Linked DNA regions of Homo sapiens: region 1 is linked to region 2. Evidence: read pairs that join two places in POLR2A ChIA-PET (ENCODE). Cell type or tissue: MCF 10A. All regions are shown on one strand. Links, peaks and the distances in the headings refer to the core of each region. The heading gives the core; the rest is flanking DNA. Region 1 has its middle 33 kb from the start of CALML5. Region 2 has its middle 12 kb from the start of LASTR.

The links. ChIA-PET counts read pairs that join two places held together with the same protein. Peaks named below come from ENCODE experiments on the same cell type or tissue, not always from the same donor. Only the 100,000 strongest peaks of a DNase experiment are listed, where the experiment ranks them.
Region 1: POLR2A ChIA-PET joins it to region 2 with 10 read pairs; 7 of 35 experiments call an interaction of 5 or more read pairs at or near these places.

What each region holds. Positions count from the first base shown.
Region 1 is chr10:5,462,626-5,470,954 of GRCh38, reverse strand. No RefSeq gene overlaps it. Among named protein-coding and RNA genes, the nearest start is that of CALML5, 33 kb to the left of the region's middle. RefSeq lists enhancers at 1-283, 284-855, 856-1,427, 3,257-3,893. In MCF 10A, for the core only: no CTCF peak of the experiment used is centred there; a DNase peak (open chromatin) is centred at 4,224.
Region 2 is chr10:5,580,232-5,588,560 of GRCh38, reverse strand. No RefSeq gene overlaps it. Among named protein-coding and RNA genes, the nearest start is that of LASTR, 12 kb to the left of the region's middle. RefSeq lists enhancers at 333-1,140, 2,823-4,022, 4,629-5,157. In MCF 10A, for the core only: a CTCF peak has its summit at 5,593; DNase peaks (open chromatin) are centred at 3,460 and 4,780.

The DNA of each region.
Region 1 (8,329 bases), core at 202-8,201, 120 kb after region 2:
GCTTTTGAGCCAGGATGAGCCAGGAGAAGGAATTTCACAAGACTATGTCATCAGTTAAAGCAGGAACAGGCCATTTTCACTTCTTTTATGGTGGAATGTCATCAGTTAAGGCAGGAACCGGCCATCTGGATTGTATGTGCAGGTCACAGGGGATACGATGGCTTAGCTTGGGCTCAGAGGCCTGACAACTTATATTAATGAAAATAAAGTTAGTAAATGGAAGCAATGCAGCATCATGGGGAATGCATGGAATTAAAACTGGGAAAAATGTGTGATGATCACAGGCTCCTTCCAGCCACCGCGCCGCCAACATTTGCACCGAACACTCATGGGTCCTCCCTGGCACAGGCTTGGTGGGACCCACTCACCACTGTCCACTAACACGTGCCCTGGCTCCCAGCCACCTTAGGCACAGGCAGAGGAGGGTGTCCTGGCAGGTGGTGGCTGTCATCATGGACACTGCAGATGGGGGTGCTAGTTTCCTGGACTGTCCCCTTGGGCTTTGTCACTGCAGCCACTGATGCAACTCTGGGCCTTCCAAGTAAGGCAGCACCAAGCAGGGCCCTAGAAGGGCCAGAGATGCTGCTGCTCTGTCACCTCCAGGGAGCTTGCTTCTCCCTTCTAGAGCAAACACACGGCTAAACCATGGAGGAGTTTCTCCCTGGAGGCTGGCGATCTGGGGCCTTGCAGATCAGCAGCGGGAGAGAGCCCAGGAGGGCCTCCGTGAGGGGGACCCTACCTGTCTGCCCGCGGCCCCATGGTTGCCCACGCATGCTTAACCGGGATCTGAAGCAGAGTGGATCAGTAGCAGGATGGGCCAGGGGTGCTAGGCCTGGACTATCCCCCCAGTACCCTGGCTGCCTGCTTTCGCGGCTGAGAGCCCTGTCTCTGGTCCCTCTGTCCTGAGCCGTCCTGGGACTCTAGGCTTGAGTGGCATGGTAGGGCCCGGCAGTGACTCCACCCTAAGCCTCTTTCTTCTCCTCCTCTCCTCCCTTGTGGGCATGGTCCGGGCCGCCTGTCCCACTCCATTGGTCTCAGCACCTGGAAGGCTTAGCATCCGGACTGCCTGTGGGACCAGGCGTAGCTGTGTGCCGCCCCTGGCTCTGCCGCCCACCGGGCAACCTTGAGCACATCCCTGAAGCCTCAAACCTTCAATCATCATGAGGATTAAATAAAATAGTGGGTTGTGTTTAAGGTGCCTGGAAAAGTCCTCTCCTGGGACCTGGATGTTGGGCCTCTGCTCCTGATGGCCCTCACTGTGAAGACTGCGGGAGTCTCTCCAGCCCTCCCACATCCCCTGAGGCCAGAGCCTGCTGGGGCATGAGGTCATGCCAGCCAGAGCATCCACCCCACTTTTAGAATGTGTTTCTGGCGGGGGTTGAGGGGAGCTGGATTTCCCTTCCTGTGTTTGCTTCTGACTGTGGGACTAGCTGTGTGGGGTGTAGGGTATGTGGGCAGACATGGGGTTGAGGGCAGGGCATGTGCGAGGCCTCTCCGTGCAGGACAGAGCTGGGTTGGGAGGAAGGGGACAGACTGTGGGCTGCTGGCCTCCACTTACGGTTCTTTTCCTGCACCCTGCGGAGAGCAGGAGCAGGGCTGGGTGAGACAGTGGGTGTGCATCAGCGGTGGCTCTCACTGTGTTTCTATTGAACCATGATGCTCATGCATCTGACAAAGCCTACACTGTTGTTATGCATGGGGATTAGGATGATCAGAAGCATTCTGGTGTGAGAGAGATGAGGGGGAAGGAAGAAGAGACAGAGGAAGGAGGAGGGAGGGAGTGGAGGGAGAAAGGAGGAAAAGCGACTGAGCCCCACACTGTTCATTGTGTGGCCGGGGTGGCAGTGTGACCAACACTGAGCTGGAGGGAGGAACTGTGCTTGTCCCCACGTCCGAGCCACCCAGGAGCTGTTGCTAGAGATGCATTGATTCCCTCCTGGGTCTGTTTCCCCTGCCATGAAATGAAGCAAGGTTGAGTAAGATGGGGACATTCAAGGTCAGCTTATTTGCTGGTGTTCCCTGGGACATGGGATCCAGGGACAGAGGGCAGCCGGCCTCAGGCCTCAGACTGCAAGCAATGCCTGATGAGTGTTTATGTGGCCTGCTTGGCCTGCTCCTCTGTTTTGGGCCTCAGGGGATGAGGTCTTGGTGCCTTTTCTTGAGATTTGCTGCTTCTTTATTCTCTCTGGTTTGGGCCAAATTAGAGAGCTCTGATGAGTTCCTTCTGGCCTGGCTTTCCCAGTGGTGCACACCATGGTGACAACCCAGCCAACTTTCAGGACTTGGAGTCCTTACCCATTGCTGCACAACAGACTACATGAAAATCGAGGCTTCAAAGCACAATAAACAGGCATTCCCCCACATTTCTCTGGGGGCTGCTCAGCTGGATGGCTGTCTCAACATCTCCCATGAGGCTGCAGCCAGAGAGCAGCAGGTGGGGCTGCATCATCTGAAGGCTCGACTGGGGCTCCATCATCTGAAGGCTCGACTGGGGCTCCCTCCTGCAGCAGGCAGTGGGTGCTGGCTGTCTGCGGGAGGCCTCAGTTTTTCCTGTCTTGGACCTCTCTGCAGGGGAGCTCAAGTGTCCTTATGAATACTGGCTTCCTCCAGAGCAGGAGGTCCTGGACAGGGTAAGCAGAGGCAGAACTGTCTCTTATGGTGTAGCCTCCGAAATCACATTCTATCCCTTTTATCTTACTCTGTTGGCCTTGCTCTAAGTTACTGGCCCTGACACCTTGTGGGAAGGGTGTGAATCCTGGGAGGTGAGGTCCTCTGAGGCCTCCTGGAAGGCTGGCTCCTGGAATGCTGGGTCTGAGAGGCTCTGAGTCCCTGAGCAGCTTGTTCGCTGAGCCATGGACTCTGGCTCATGCAGAGCTGAAATCAGTCAGTCTTTACAGCTCACTCAGCAAACAAGTTTGAACACATTCTGTGTCACGCAAAGTGGTAGTTTAGGGGGACACACAGACCAATAGACTTGGAGACTTGTAGAGAGGGCAACACCCAACCTGGGAAGTGTTTGATGTTGGGGGCAGGAACCTAAGACCAGAGCATGGGGTGGGGCCCAGCAAGTAAAGAATGGGCTTCCCCAGGGACTCAGGGAAGGCTGCCTGGGAAAGGGAAGGCTCAGCTGCATGTGGAGGGGTACAGGGGATCCCGGCAGAGGGTGTTGGGGAGGGGGAGGCACAGCCCTGCAGGCAGGGGGACCACAGTGAGCAAAGGCACAGCCGGCCTGGCTGGTCAGAAGATTCAAGGTGCTGGGCACTGCCGGAGTTAGGGTGTCATTTCTCCACAGTATGCCCGGATTCCAGAACCTTCCAAAACAACAAAAAATTTCTCCTGCTTTGTAAAAATCCTGTTAAGTCAATGGTTAACTTGTTTGTTACTGCAACCAAGAAGCTCATTAGAAAGTTCTGGAGAGACTCAGCCCTGGAGGACCTGGGTGTAATGTTGGGCCAGCCAGAATGAAAGAAATAGTTTCCATCATGGAAAAGATTGTCTCAGGCTCCTTCGCTGCAGGCGAACATAGCTTCGTGGCTTTCGGGCCCCCTCCCCACTTGCTCTCAGCTAGGGTGTGCATGCATGTGTATTTATAGGCCCATGTGTCATTTTCCTTTGTTTTGGAAGAGCGTACTACCCACAGGGATCAGCAGAGGCTGCAAAGAACCCGAGGGACTCACGGGCCTGCTGGGGCTGGAAAGTTTAAAGGCTGCTTTGAGCTTTCGGTTCCATCTGCCACCCCATAAAATGCACATCTATGCGCATTTGATGGATGGAAAATAACACACCATCTATTCATTTGTACGCGTGGTGTGTGAGCTGCCGAGGCCTCTCCCTGTGGTCTGTCTGTTTCAGAGCTGCCTGTCTTGGATTATATATTCCTAGTGGGCAGAGACATTCTGCTAATCCTAACCCTCCTGCCCGGTGCACAGAGAGGCACGCGTGAAGTTTTGCAATGTGATAGAAAACAGGAGAGGCCTGCAGGCTACGTCAGCCCCATTGATGTCTTGTTCCCCTTTATCAGAGTTGCCCTGGGAGGCCCTGGCCCTCCCGGCCTCCCCCTCCCCTCCTTGACAGTCCCTCCTGGCTTCTTTCCTTCCCTTCCCCCACCTTGGGTAGGGAGCAGAGGGCTGAGCTCACACCTGGAAATCGCCCAAGACAAAGAGAACCTGCCTAAGAGTCTGCCTAAGGGGTGGGGACAGCGAGGCCTGTGATTGTAGTTGGCAAAGGTAAGTGATGTCAGACAGCAGACGTTTCTCCAGCCCTGCAGCAGTTTCCAGGCGTGGAGGGAGGCCTGGCGCCAACTTCTCAAGTCACGTTCTTCAATGAACAGTTGTGGTTTGAACTGTGGAGAGTGGGGCCTGCAGGGGAGAGAGAAATGCACCAGCCAAAGGCTGCAGCCCGACCCTCCTGATCTCATCGCTCAGCCCTGCTGGGGAGGAGTCTGGGGCTGCAGCTCTGGGCGACTTCAGAGTGGACTGAGAGAGGAGAGGGCTGTGTTTCTGACTGCAGCAGGCGGCCTGCTTCCTCTCTGCCATGAGGCCGGGAAGAGGAGATACAAAGACAAGGGGAATCTGTCCCCAGGTTGGTTGACTCCAGGTTACCTGGAGCAGAGCCCAGGGACACCCACAGACTTGCCTGGGGGAGGAGGGCGAGGCTGTAAGTTCCCTCATCGCCCAGATCAGGGTGCTGCTGCTGAAGGCTGTGATTTAGGAAAACGCCAGTCCTTGCCTTTTACCTGGTTCTTTTGCAACCCCGCTCCCCGCCCACCCCAGTGAAAGGTTCACCCGCACAGGCTAGGGCGGCCTGGGGTTGGGCCCTGAGGCTCCTAGGCCTCTGGATGTCGAATTTTCCTAAGTAGTTATTGTCTGAGAGTGAGAGGTTGCAGCCCAGACCTCCAGATGAAAACAGCCTGGGCCGCTTTGCTCAGCATTTAAATTCAGCGTTTGTAGAATTTGCATGGTATCATTCCAGTTTTGATCTCCATAGATATGACTTGAAGGAAGTGTACTAATGCCATCTATTTTTCTGGGTCTGGATTTTTTTTATTGACTTTATGTTTTAAAGAAGTTTTATGTTCATAGTTAAATTGAGTGCTAAGTACAGAGTTCTCAAGCCTCCTCCGCCATCAACATCCCTACCAGATGGTGCGTTTGTTACAATCGGTGAAGCTACATGGACACTTCATTGTCACCCAGAGTCGACAGTTTACCTGAAGGCTCGTTCTTGGTGTTGTACATCGTGTGGGTTTGGACAAATGTATAACGACATAGCTCCACCATGATAGCATCATACTGATCATACTGAGTTGTTTCCCTGCCCTAAAAATCCTCTGCACTCTGCCTACTCATCCCTTTCTTCCCCCAACCCCTGGCGACTACTGATCTTTGCACTGTCTCCATAGTTTTGCCTTTATCAGAATGTCCCGTAGTTGGAGTCTTATAGGAAGTAAGCTTTTCAGGTGGGCTTCTTTCACTTAGTCATATGCATTCAGTGTTCTGTGTCTTCGCACAGCTTGATAGCCCATTTCTTTTCAGTGCTGAATCGTATTCCATTGTCTGCATGTTCCACAGTTCGTTCATCCATTCACTACTGTCTTAGTCTGTTCGTGCTGCTATAATGAAACATTGGAGACTAGGTAATTTATAAAGAAAAAAAATTCATGTCTCATAGTTCTGGAGGCAGGAAAGTCCAAAATGAAGTTGTTGGCAGATTTGTTGTCTGGGGAGGGCTGCTCTCTTGTTTTCCAAGATGGTGCCTTGTTGCTGCGTCCTCTGGGGGAGGTGGACACTTTGTCCTCACATGGCAGAAGAAATGGAAAGGAAAGAACCTTCTCACTCTCCCCAGCCTTTTTATAAGGGCTCTAATCCCACCTGTGAGGGCTCTGGCCTCATCACTTAATCACCTCCTAAAGGCCCCACTTCTTACTACTATCACATTGACCATTAAGTTTCAACATACAAATTTTCATGGACACATTCAGACCATACGTAGCACCTGCTGAAGAACATCTTGGTTCCTTCCAAGTTTTGGCAAGTATGAATAAAGCTGCTATAAACATCTGTGTGCAGGTTTCTGTGTGGATATAAGTTTTCAACTCAATTGGGCAAATACCAAGGAGCAAGATTGCTGGATTGCAGGGTAAGAGCATGTTTAGTTTTTTAAAGAAGCTGCCAAACTGGCTTCCATTTTGCATTCCTACCAGCAGTGAATGAGCGTTCCTGTTGTTCCACATCCTTGCCAGCAGCTGATGTTGTCAGTGTTTTGGAACTTGACATTCTAATTGGTGTGAAGCGCGATCTCATTGTCGTTTTAATTTGCAATTCCCTAATGACATATGATGTAGAACATCTTTTCATTTGCCTATTTGCCATCCGTATATCTTCTTCTTTTTTTTTTTTTGGTTTGTTTTGAGACAGAGTTTCACTTTGTCACCTAGGTTAGAGAGCAGTAGTGCAGTCTCAGCTCACTGCAACCCGTGCCTCAGCCTTCCAAGTAGCTGGGATTAGAGGCCTGTGCCACCATGCCTGGCTAATTTTTGTATTTTTAGCAAAGAAGGGGTTTCATCATGTTGGCCAGGCTGGTCTCAAACTCCTGGCCTCAAGTGATCCACCGCCTTGGCCTCCCAAAGTATTGGGATTACAGGCGTGAGCCACTGCGCCAAGCCTGTATATCTTCTTTGGTGAGATGTCTGTTCAGGTCTTTTGTGAGTTTTTTAATTGGGTCATTTTCTTATTGTTGAGTTTTAAGAGTTCTTTGCATATTGTGGATAACTGCCCTTCATCTGGTGTGTCTTTTGCAAATATTTTCTTATAATCCGTGGCTTGTGTTCTCATTCTCTTGAAGTAACTTCTTTTTCATACTTTCCTGAATTTTCCTAATTTTCCATGATAAAAATGTATAATTTTAGCATCAGAAGAAATATGTTTAAAGCTCTAATATTTTACTAAATCGATATTTTATCATTATCTAATTTTTGCTTTAGAAAGATCATTTGGCTGCTATATGGAGGATGGATTGAAGAATGGTGAGAGTTTGGGGACCCGTGAAAGGCTAATGCTGTACTTCAGGCAAGAGCTTTCTGCAGCTAATAGTGTTTGGAACAATGAAGGCAGTGGGAAGTGGTAGAATTCTGAATGCATCACGGAGCTGACACAGCCTATGGATGGAGTGGTCAGGGAGCATGAGTAAAGTAGAGGAATCAAGAATGGGTGGAGAGTGGCGCCGTTTACTAAGATGTGGAAGACTGGGGGTGCAGAGGATTCAGGATGGAAAAGCTAGAGTCCTCTCGGGTTCTGTTAAGCATGAAGCACATCAGACTTGAAGAGGACATGTCAAGTAGGATCTGGGTAGCAAGTCAGGAGCTCAGAGGGGTGGTCAGAACTGGAGATGTAAATCTGGAAGTTGTCAGGTGTTGGTGGTTAAAGCCATGGGATGGATCAAACTCCCCAGTAGATAAAACAAGATGTCTGGGAACTAAGCCATGGCTTTCCAACATTTACAGGTCTGGAAGAACAGAGGTCCAAAGGGAGAAGAGGCGAGGGCGGTAGGAGATGAGGAGAGTGTGCTGGTACCCAAGAGCGGAGGAGGTGTTCCAGGTGCTGCCGAGGTTGAATCTGATGAATTACTCCTGGAAGCTGCCGGCTGCTGGAGATGGGAGCTGGGGTTGAGGGTGGCTTAGAGGAAGGTGGGGGTGGGGGTGGCCTAGAGAAAGCTGGGGAGTCAGCGTGCAAAGGGAGCAGGGACGTCTGGGCACGAGTGCAGTTGTGTGAGCTGATGATGGAGGGGGAAGGGGTGCAGGTTTAGGAGGCCGACCCTGGATACTGGTACTTGGGGGAGAATCGGAGGTGGGGAGCATGCATGGTAAAGAGCTGCTTTGCCCTGGGAGGGCACCACTGAGCCCAGCATTTAGAGCATGGCCTGGGAGTTTGGGGTAGGGTAGAATGGGGCAGGGGGACCACATCTCAGGCTGGAGGGAGGGCAGGCTGGACGGGAGAGGAAAAGCCGGTGCCTGGTGGGACAAGGTGAAGGAGGGAAGGAAGAACAACAAATACAGGGGCACTCAGATGCATTTAATCTCAGCTTTGCCACAAGCCAGCTGCCTGATCTTGGGCAATTCACTTGATGTTTGTAGATTTCAGGTTCCTCAGCTGGCAAAGGGGATCAGACTAAGTGATCCATGTGGGTTTCCAGGTCTAACTTGATAGATCTGTCCCTGCTTGTCCTGCCCAGTGAAAGAGGAAAACAAAAGGCTATCCCACCCGCCCCCAGCAGCAGCTGTTGAGCAATGTCGATTCTATGGGAGATTATCAGATTCCTCTGAATCTAGCTA
Region 2 (8,329 bases), core at 6-8,005:
GTTCTGGGTGGGTTCTATGTGGAGTGGAGTTGGGGGACAACTGAGGCTGGTGACACCTGCCTTTATTCTGACTACAGGGGGTCCCAGAAGGCTGGGAAGGGGCCCCAAATTCAAAGAGGTTCTTTCCCTCAGGGCTGTGCAATTCTGTCGAATTCCTCATGACTCTCCTCCTCGCTTCCCTCACCAGTACATGGGTGGCCTTACTTGGTGGTAGGGCATAAAAGGGAAAAGCACTTGGAATGAGCGGCAGAGTGGCTGCCCTTTGATGGATCGCTTCTCTGGGTCTCAGTTTTCACATCTGTCCAGTGGGCATAATGAAATTCCAACCCCATCTATTGTGCAGGGTTGCTGTGAAAACACAACCTCGTACCTGAGGTCACAATGCCAGTGGGACATGATGTGTTTGCGTCACCTTCAAAATGCCCTCTGGTTTCTGGACAGGGATGCAGGAACAGTCCAGCACTGGAGAGAAGCTGCCTACTAGCTGAGTGCAAAGCCACGAGGGTGGTGCCTGTCACCTCGTCATTTTTCCAGTAGAGTCACACGTCAGTCTTCACCCACCGGTCTCTGAGGGCCCCTGGGTGAGGACCCCAAGTCTACGGTAGGAGGGGGCGCCTGGCTGTCATATTCTGCAGAGCAGACCTTGCTCTAGTGAACACTGAGGGTCTCTCGAAATGAAACTCTGATGTCAGTGCTCAAAGTCAACCCCCCAACAGGGGCAAGGAGGGGAATAAACAACAGCCAGGCCTGGGGAGCGCTCGCCCCTCCTGCCATGCGTGGCGTGTGAGTGAAGCCCCTGCCAGCATCAGGCCTCTGACATTCCCGAGGACATGGCTGCAGCCCCCGGAGGTGCTCCTGGTCCTGGAGCAGCCCCACCTGGTCCCAGGGGCTCAGGCTAGGTGAGCTGTGAGAGGGGAACTCAGAGCCAGCCCGGCCAGTGCCAGCTGTTGTTCCCCCGCCAGCTTGGCATCTCGAGGAGGGGTCATAACAAAAGAGACAGGGCCACTCCCTGAGCTGCAAGTTCTGGCCGGGAATCCAGTGGCGTCTGGGGGCCCCGCAGACAGCAGCCTGCCTTTCATGTGCTGAGCTGGGGGCCTGGAGGAAACATTTTCCATGCCTGCTGCCAAATTTCCTCAAAGAACAATGCAAGAGAAGATGCTGTTTTGCAGTCAGGGAAGCTGGAAGGGGGCGGTGGTGCAGGTTTCAGGAAGGTCAGAAGTCAGGCCATGAGCCTCTGGGAAGCTGCGCCCCCTCCCCTAGTAGAACAGGCATCCTGAGACTGTTCCCCTCCCGTGCCCAGGCCCTTCTCAGGGCAGGAGCTGCCGTCATTGTCATTTGCAGGGCACTTGGGCGGGTTGTAGGAAGCGGCTGCCCCAGCAGAGATGGCTGGTTTCCCCTGCTTCCCAGAGCTGTGGTGTCTAATTAGTGAGATGGAGGTGAAGGACACCTCTCAGTCATTGCTGCTGCTGCGAACAGCTGCCAACGTCATCACAAGGCATTTGTCAGGGGCCTGCAGGACTCACTGTAAGATGTGTGAACCCAAAAGTATCTGAGACAGGTCTCAATCCATTTCGAAAGTTCATTTTGCCAAGGTTAAGGACATGCCCGTGACACAGCCTCAGGAGGTCCTGACAACAGGTGCCCAAGGTGTTTGGGACTCAGCTTGGTTTTATACATTTTAGGGAGACATGAGACATCAATCAATATGTGTGAGATGTACATTGGTTTGGTCCAGAAAGGTGGGGCAACTCAAAGTGGGGGCTCCCAGGTTATAGGTAGATAAGAGACAAACAGTTGCATTCTTTTGAGTTTCTGATTAACTCAAATTAGCCTTTCACTGAATACACAATTTACATGTGAGAGAGGGGTAGGGGAACAATCACTGATGCCTCAGTCTGGCTCAGTGAATCTGCGTTTTTACATAGACAATAGAGCAGAGGAAACCATCACATATACACTGGTCTCATATGAACAGAGGGATGACTTTGAGTTCCATCTGTTCTTTGTCCACGAGGAATTTCCTTGTGGGTAAATTGTGAGCAAGGTATGTAAATTTTTGTCTGTGTAGTGATCTTATTTACGAATAAAATAGGAGGCAGGTTTGCCTGATGCAGTTCCCAGCTTGACTTTTCCCTTTGGATTAGCGATTTTAGGGTCCCAAAATGTATTTTCCTTTCACAGATGTTTTATGAAGACACTATCTCTGCTTTCTAGAAGATTCTAGTCTACATGGAAAAGGCAAGCAAGCATGGCAGAGTGAAAGGCAGCACTGTGGGTTAAGACCATGGACTCTGGAGTTTGCTGCCTGGTCTAAATCCCTAGTTACTTATGGGTCATGTACCATGCCTCAGTTTACCCCTCCAAAAATGAGGATGAAGATAACAACAGTGTCTCCTTTATGGAGTTGTTATAAGGATGAAATGAGTCACTGTTTGCAAAGCTCTTAGAACAGCATCTGGCGTCACACACCTGCAGTGTTTGCAAAATAAATAATACAAGAGTAAAATACAAAATTGGGCCTTGACAACTGGGATGAGACCACATTTAGTTTTGAAGATGAGGTTTGGCAGTTTTCCATCATGAGGGTTTTTTTTTCTAAGCATGGTTTCCATTGCTCCAAATCTGTTTTGGGTTTGTGGGAAAGGCAAATGGGAAAGAATGTGATTCTGAAATGCAGGGAACTTTACAAAGCTTTCAAAGATCACAGCTTCACCTTCCCGAGAGCAACTCCTGAAAACAGAGACCTGTGTTTCTGCAAAGCACTGTGCAAGTCGCCTCTCCAACAAGTCTGGGTGGATGGAGAAGTTTCCAGGCTCCCCTGAAATCAACACTCTCGTGTTGATGGGGAGAAATTAAGAACAAGAGGATTTGGCTAAGGTCCCAGCGTGCGATGGCGTCTGAGCTGAAGTGCTGGGCTGCCTACAGAAATCTCTTCTAGAGATTGAGCTGGAGTAGGATTTCTCTCCTCTGAACAAGTAGATGATTATACAATGTTCCATTCTCAGGGGGTAAAGCCCTCTCCAGTCTTCCCAAGACCCAGTGAAGAAGAAGAGAGGGTTCCTAGCTAAGGAAGGGAGACAAGGGTGGTGGCTTTCCACGGCTCCCGCACGTGCTGGGTGTGAAGCTGGTAGTGGAAGTGTGTTTCCTCAGCAGCTGTGAGTCCTCAGAATACTGGGTCCCCACGGACCAGCCAGCAGAGGGACAGCCCTTCCTTAGTGGGGCTCTCCAAGGGCCATAGGAGCACCATGGGCTGGTGCATGTGGCCTCGGGCTGCTCTGGGGAGAGGGTCATTGGTCCCTCTTACTCACCTCCTGTCGGGAGTGGCCAGACACAGCCTGACCATACAAGGGTGACTAGGAGTTTAGGTTCGAGAGTATTGAGGGTGGCCAGGCATTCCGAGTCCAGGGCCCTCCAGGCAAAAACAACTCATCAACCTTTTGAAAGCAACAGCTGAGTCACTAATACCATTAGCAACCAGAATTTGCACTTTCGGTGTGCCGGCATTCTTCTGAGTGTTTTACCTAGAGTCACTGACTCAATTCTCACTGAAACCCTAGGAGGGAGGCAGTGCTATTGCCTCCATTGTATAGATGAGGCAACTGACACTCAGAGAGGTGAAGTAACTTCCTCAAGGATACACAGCTTATAAACACTGGGATTCACACCCAGTTAGTTTGGCTCCAGCATTCCTGCTTTTGACCCCAACATTACACAGCCTCTGATTTATACAATTACAAACATTTTAAATACTGGAAGCTGAATTCAAACTGCATCCACCAACTTGACTTCTAAGACCCCATACACTTTACCTGAGGGGTGCTCAGCCACCAGGCAAAGAATGGGCTGCAGTGACACACTGGCACACGTGCCTCCCGCTTGCGTCTGTGTTCTAAGCTGCTGCGTCCCTGTTGATGTGCACTGAGCTTGCGAGTGATTTGGACTCTCGAGACAATTTCTTTTTTCTTTTCTTTTTTTTTTTTTGAGACGGAGTCTCGCTCTGGCTGGAGTGAAGTGGCGTGATCTTGGCTCACTGCAACCTCCACCTCCTGGGTTCAAACAATTCTCCTGCCTCAGCCTCCCAAGTAGCTGGGATTACAGGTGCCCGCCACCATGCCTGGCCATTTGTTTTTGTATTTTTAGTACAGACGGGGTTCTACCATGTCGGTCAGGCTGGTTTCAAACTCCTAACCTCAAGTGATCCACCTGCCTCAGCCTTCCAAAGTGCTAGGATTACAGGCCTGAGCTACCGCGCCCGGCCTCTCGAGACAATTTCTGTTCAGCCAACTTTTCCTATATCTTTCTCAAAATTATTAGTTTCCGCCCACTGTTCCAATCGAATATGGTCTCTTTTATGAATACCAGCTCTGTCGCCTGCAGCACATTTGCTCTCCCTGGAAGCTTTGGGTCATTTGTGGATCTGGACAGCGTGTTTTCACTGAAGCCGCTGGGTGAGAACAGTGGAGGCGCAGGCGCAGGCTGGGGGCTGGGCAGACACTTCCTTTAGGTGCTGCTGTGTATTCAGCTATGGATCCATCCACTGTGCACTCCCATCCAGCCGGTTTGTCCCAGAGGTGGTGGTAGGGAAGTTCCAGGACATTCCTGTTTCCTCCGCTGCCTTCTCTCTTAGCTGAGCCCTTTCTCACCTTTCCTCCCAGACCCTGTTCCCTCCCCTTACTTGCGGGGCATCCTCGGGGACAGGTTCTGAAACCACAGCTGTGGGCCAGCGTTCCACCTATTGTCTGCGAGCCAGCAGAGCAGAACAAACCTGCCTGAGATTCTCATTACAGCTTGTGATTTGGGAGACGGGCCAGCTGCGGCTGTTGCCAGGGCAACCAGTGGTGCGGAAAAAGGTAACAAAAAAGAGCCTGGAGCCTCTTGACCGGACTTCAGGAGTGAAGGAGTGGAGGGGAGGGCTCGGGCTTGCCATTCAGGAGCGATTGTTGACATGTCAACTGCAATCCCTCTGCCCCTCTCCAGGCCGGGACAGCCCCCAGCACAGCGCCCTGCCATGCACCACCAGCATGTGCCTGCTCTGTGTCTGTGTTTTCAGGGGTCCACTTGGCCCTGCGTAGCCTTTTCTCTTTTATGCATTTCCCCACTCACACTTGAATGTCTTCAATTCCTTCCTCCCTTTCTCTCATTCTCTTCTGCAGCCCCTTTCCCTCTCCTTTCCCACGTACCAGAACATCAGCCTCAAAAGATTAAAAGAAAATTAGCCAGGGGTGGTGACACGTGCCTGTAATCTAGCTACTCAGGAGGCTGAGGTGGGAGGCTCTCTTGAGCTCAGGAGGTGGAGGCTGCAGTGAGCTGTGATTGTGCCACCGCACTCCAGCCTGCGCGACACAAGTCCCCATGTCTCTAAAATAAAATTTAAAAAAATAATAAAATGAAATGTAAATAAGGCACGGGAGGGAACTGATGGTCCTGTGCTGGCAGATCCTGCGGCCTCAGCACCTAAGCGGCCAATGGGCAAAGGTGGTGAATTCAGCCTGTCTAGATAACCTGTGATTCATTGGTTGGGCAGTGATTTGTGACGAGCCCTGGGACGGTTTCTTTCCAGTTACCCACTGGACGTCTTGTGCTGCCATATCCTGGGGAGCCAGAGGGGGGCATTTTCCTTTGAAGGCTTTGAGAGTCATAGCCAAGCCCTTTTCTCCATGGCGTCCCTCCCTGACCCCACCCAACATTTCAGGAGTTAACCTTCCTAAGAGCCGAGCTCTGGCCGTTTTACTCATCGAAGAGGGAATCCCCTACACATTTTAGGTACTCACGCAGCTCGCTTGCCTGAGCACAGGCTTCGACCTTTACCTCACTTCTGGTAGGAGGTCTGTTTCATTCCCATCCAATCTGCAGGTTTTTCCCTAATCCCTTAAGGAAGCAGTAACTTCATGTTTCTCAGAATATCCTGATTGGAAGAATCACTCGGCAGCTTAGAGCACAGATTCCTGAGCCGCATCTCAGACCTACTGAATCAGAAACTCTGGGGAAGTTATCTGGGAATCTGCTTTAGAAAAATTGCCCCCGGTGATGCTCATGTTAGGAGAGGTTTGGGGAACAAAGCCCAAGTGCTGATTTTCGCTTCTCGGGCTCAGCACTTGGGTTCTGTCTGGGCCTCAGGGTACTCTTTCATCTGCAAGGTGGAACTGATCCTCACAGCTCTGCTATCCTGCCCACAAACTTCCCAGACCAGGGAGGCTCTGGGGAGGCATGGCCGGCCTGGTGCTGGCCCAGTGTGGTCAGGACTAGGTCATGCCCCTGTTGCCCATGGCTCACCATGCTGTGGATATCACATCCATCCATGCCTATTGGCTCATGGCAGCTTAAGCCCTAGAAAGAACAGGTGGGAGAACTTTAGCTCTATGTGCCCACCAGGGATCTCACACCTCCTGGCTGCAGGAGCTGGACGGGAGGTCACCTGGCTTTGATGTAAGCTGCCACCTCTTTATGCATCCATCCTGCGAGCACTTGACATGCTATTGCTCTGCGGCATCGTGGCAGCGCTGTATACCGAGAGGAATGCAGGGTTTAGGGCTCAAAAGCTCTGGTTGAATCCTGGCTGCCACTTGCTACCTGTGGGGTCCTGGAGCACTTCCTTTCCTTATCTGTAAAACATGGATAACAACCAACTTCACAGGGTTGCTGTGAAAATTAAGTATGAAAAATTTCCAGCAGAGTGCTTTGCAGATAGAGAACTCGATGCATGTCAGTTCCCTTTCTGTTCATTTTCTCTCTTCCTGTTCAGGTACAGGCTGATTCATTAAACCTCTCTCACTTCTTCTTTCAGATCCCATTAAAACACTTCTGAAGAAAGGTCAAGATACAAAAATCAATTGTATTTTCATATAGTAGCACCAAACATTTGGGAACTGATATTTAAAAAACCAATTCCATTTACAATAGTGTCAAAAAACATAAGATAATTAGCAACAGATTAATAAAAGATGGGAAATATTCAATATCAATACTGAAAACACAAGATGATGCTGAGAGAAATTAAAGAAGATGTAAATACATGGAAAGATATACTATGTTCATGGATTGGACAACTCAGTATTAATATGTCAGTTCCCCCTAAGCTGAAGTATGGCTTCAACACAATCCCAATAGGCTTTCATTTAAAACAAATATAAATTGACAAATGAATTTTAAAATTTGGAAATGTAGAGACTTAGAATAGGCAAAACAATTTAGGAAAAGAAGAAAAAGTTGGAGAGCTTACACTACCTAACATCAAGTTTTACTGTAAAGCTAGCTATTTAAATAGTGTGGTATTGACCTAAGAATAGACAAATAGATGAGTGGAGCTCAGAAGTAGACCCACACTGACATGAACAATTGACTGTTGACAAAATTATCAAAGCAATTCAACAGGGAAAGGATGGCCTTTTCAACAAATGGTGGTGGTGGTCAGGCGTGGTGGCTCATCATGCCTGTAATCCCAGCACTTTGGGAGGCCAAGGCAGGCGGATCACCTGAGGTCAGGAGTTCGAGACCAGCCTGGCCAACATGGTGAAACCCCATCTCTACTAAAAATACAAAAATAAGCCAGGCCGGGGGATGGGGGCACCTGTAATCCCAGCTACTTGGGAGGCTGAGGCAGGAGAATCACTTGAACCCGGGAGGCATAGGTTGCAGTGAGCTGAGACTGCGCCATTGCACTCCAGCCTGGGCAACAAGAGAGAGACTCCATCTCAAAAAACAACAAACAAACAAACAAACAAAACATCCCCTCCCCAAAAAATGGTTCTGGAACAGCTGAATATCCATGGGAAAAACATTAACTTTGACTATTCCCTCGCCATACACAAAATTAAGTCAAGATTGGTCATAAACTCAAATATGAAAGCAAAACCCATAAAAGCTTTTTGAAGAAAATGGGAAATGAAGGATAATATCTTTGTGGTCAAGGAGCAGACAAAGATTTCTTTGTTAGAATACAGAAAACAATAACCATGAAATAAACAGTTAATGAATTAGACGTTAAAAAAATTAAAAACTTCTGCTCATCAAAGCAAGCGTCATAATGGACAAGCCACAGACTCAGAAAAATATTTGCATTTGCAAAACCTGTGTCTGACAAAGGATTTATGAGAATTTATAAAGAACTCCTACAACCTAATAATAAAAACACAAACAGCCCAATTAAAAAATGGGCAAAAGTCTTGATGGCCCCTCCTTATTTCTTTATAGAAATATATTAGGGTCAGAGGCAGTGGCTCACACTTGTAATCTCAGCACTTTGGAAGGCTGTGGTGGGCGGATCACTTGAGGTCAGGAGTTCAAGACCAGCTTGGCCAACATAGTGAAACCCTGTCTCTACTAAAAATAC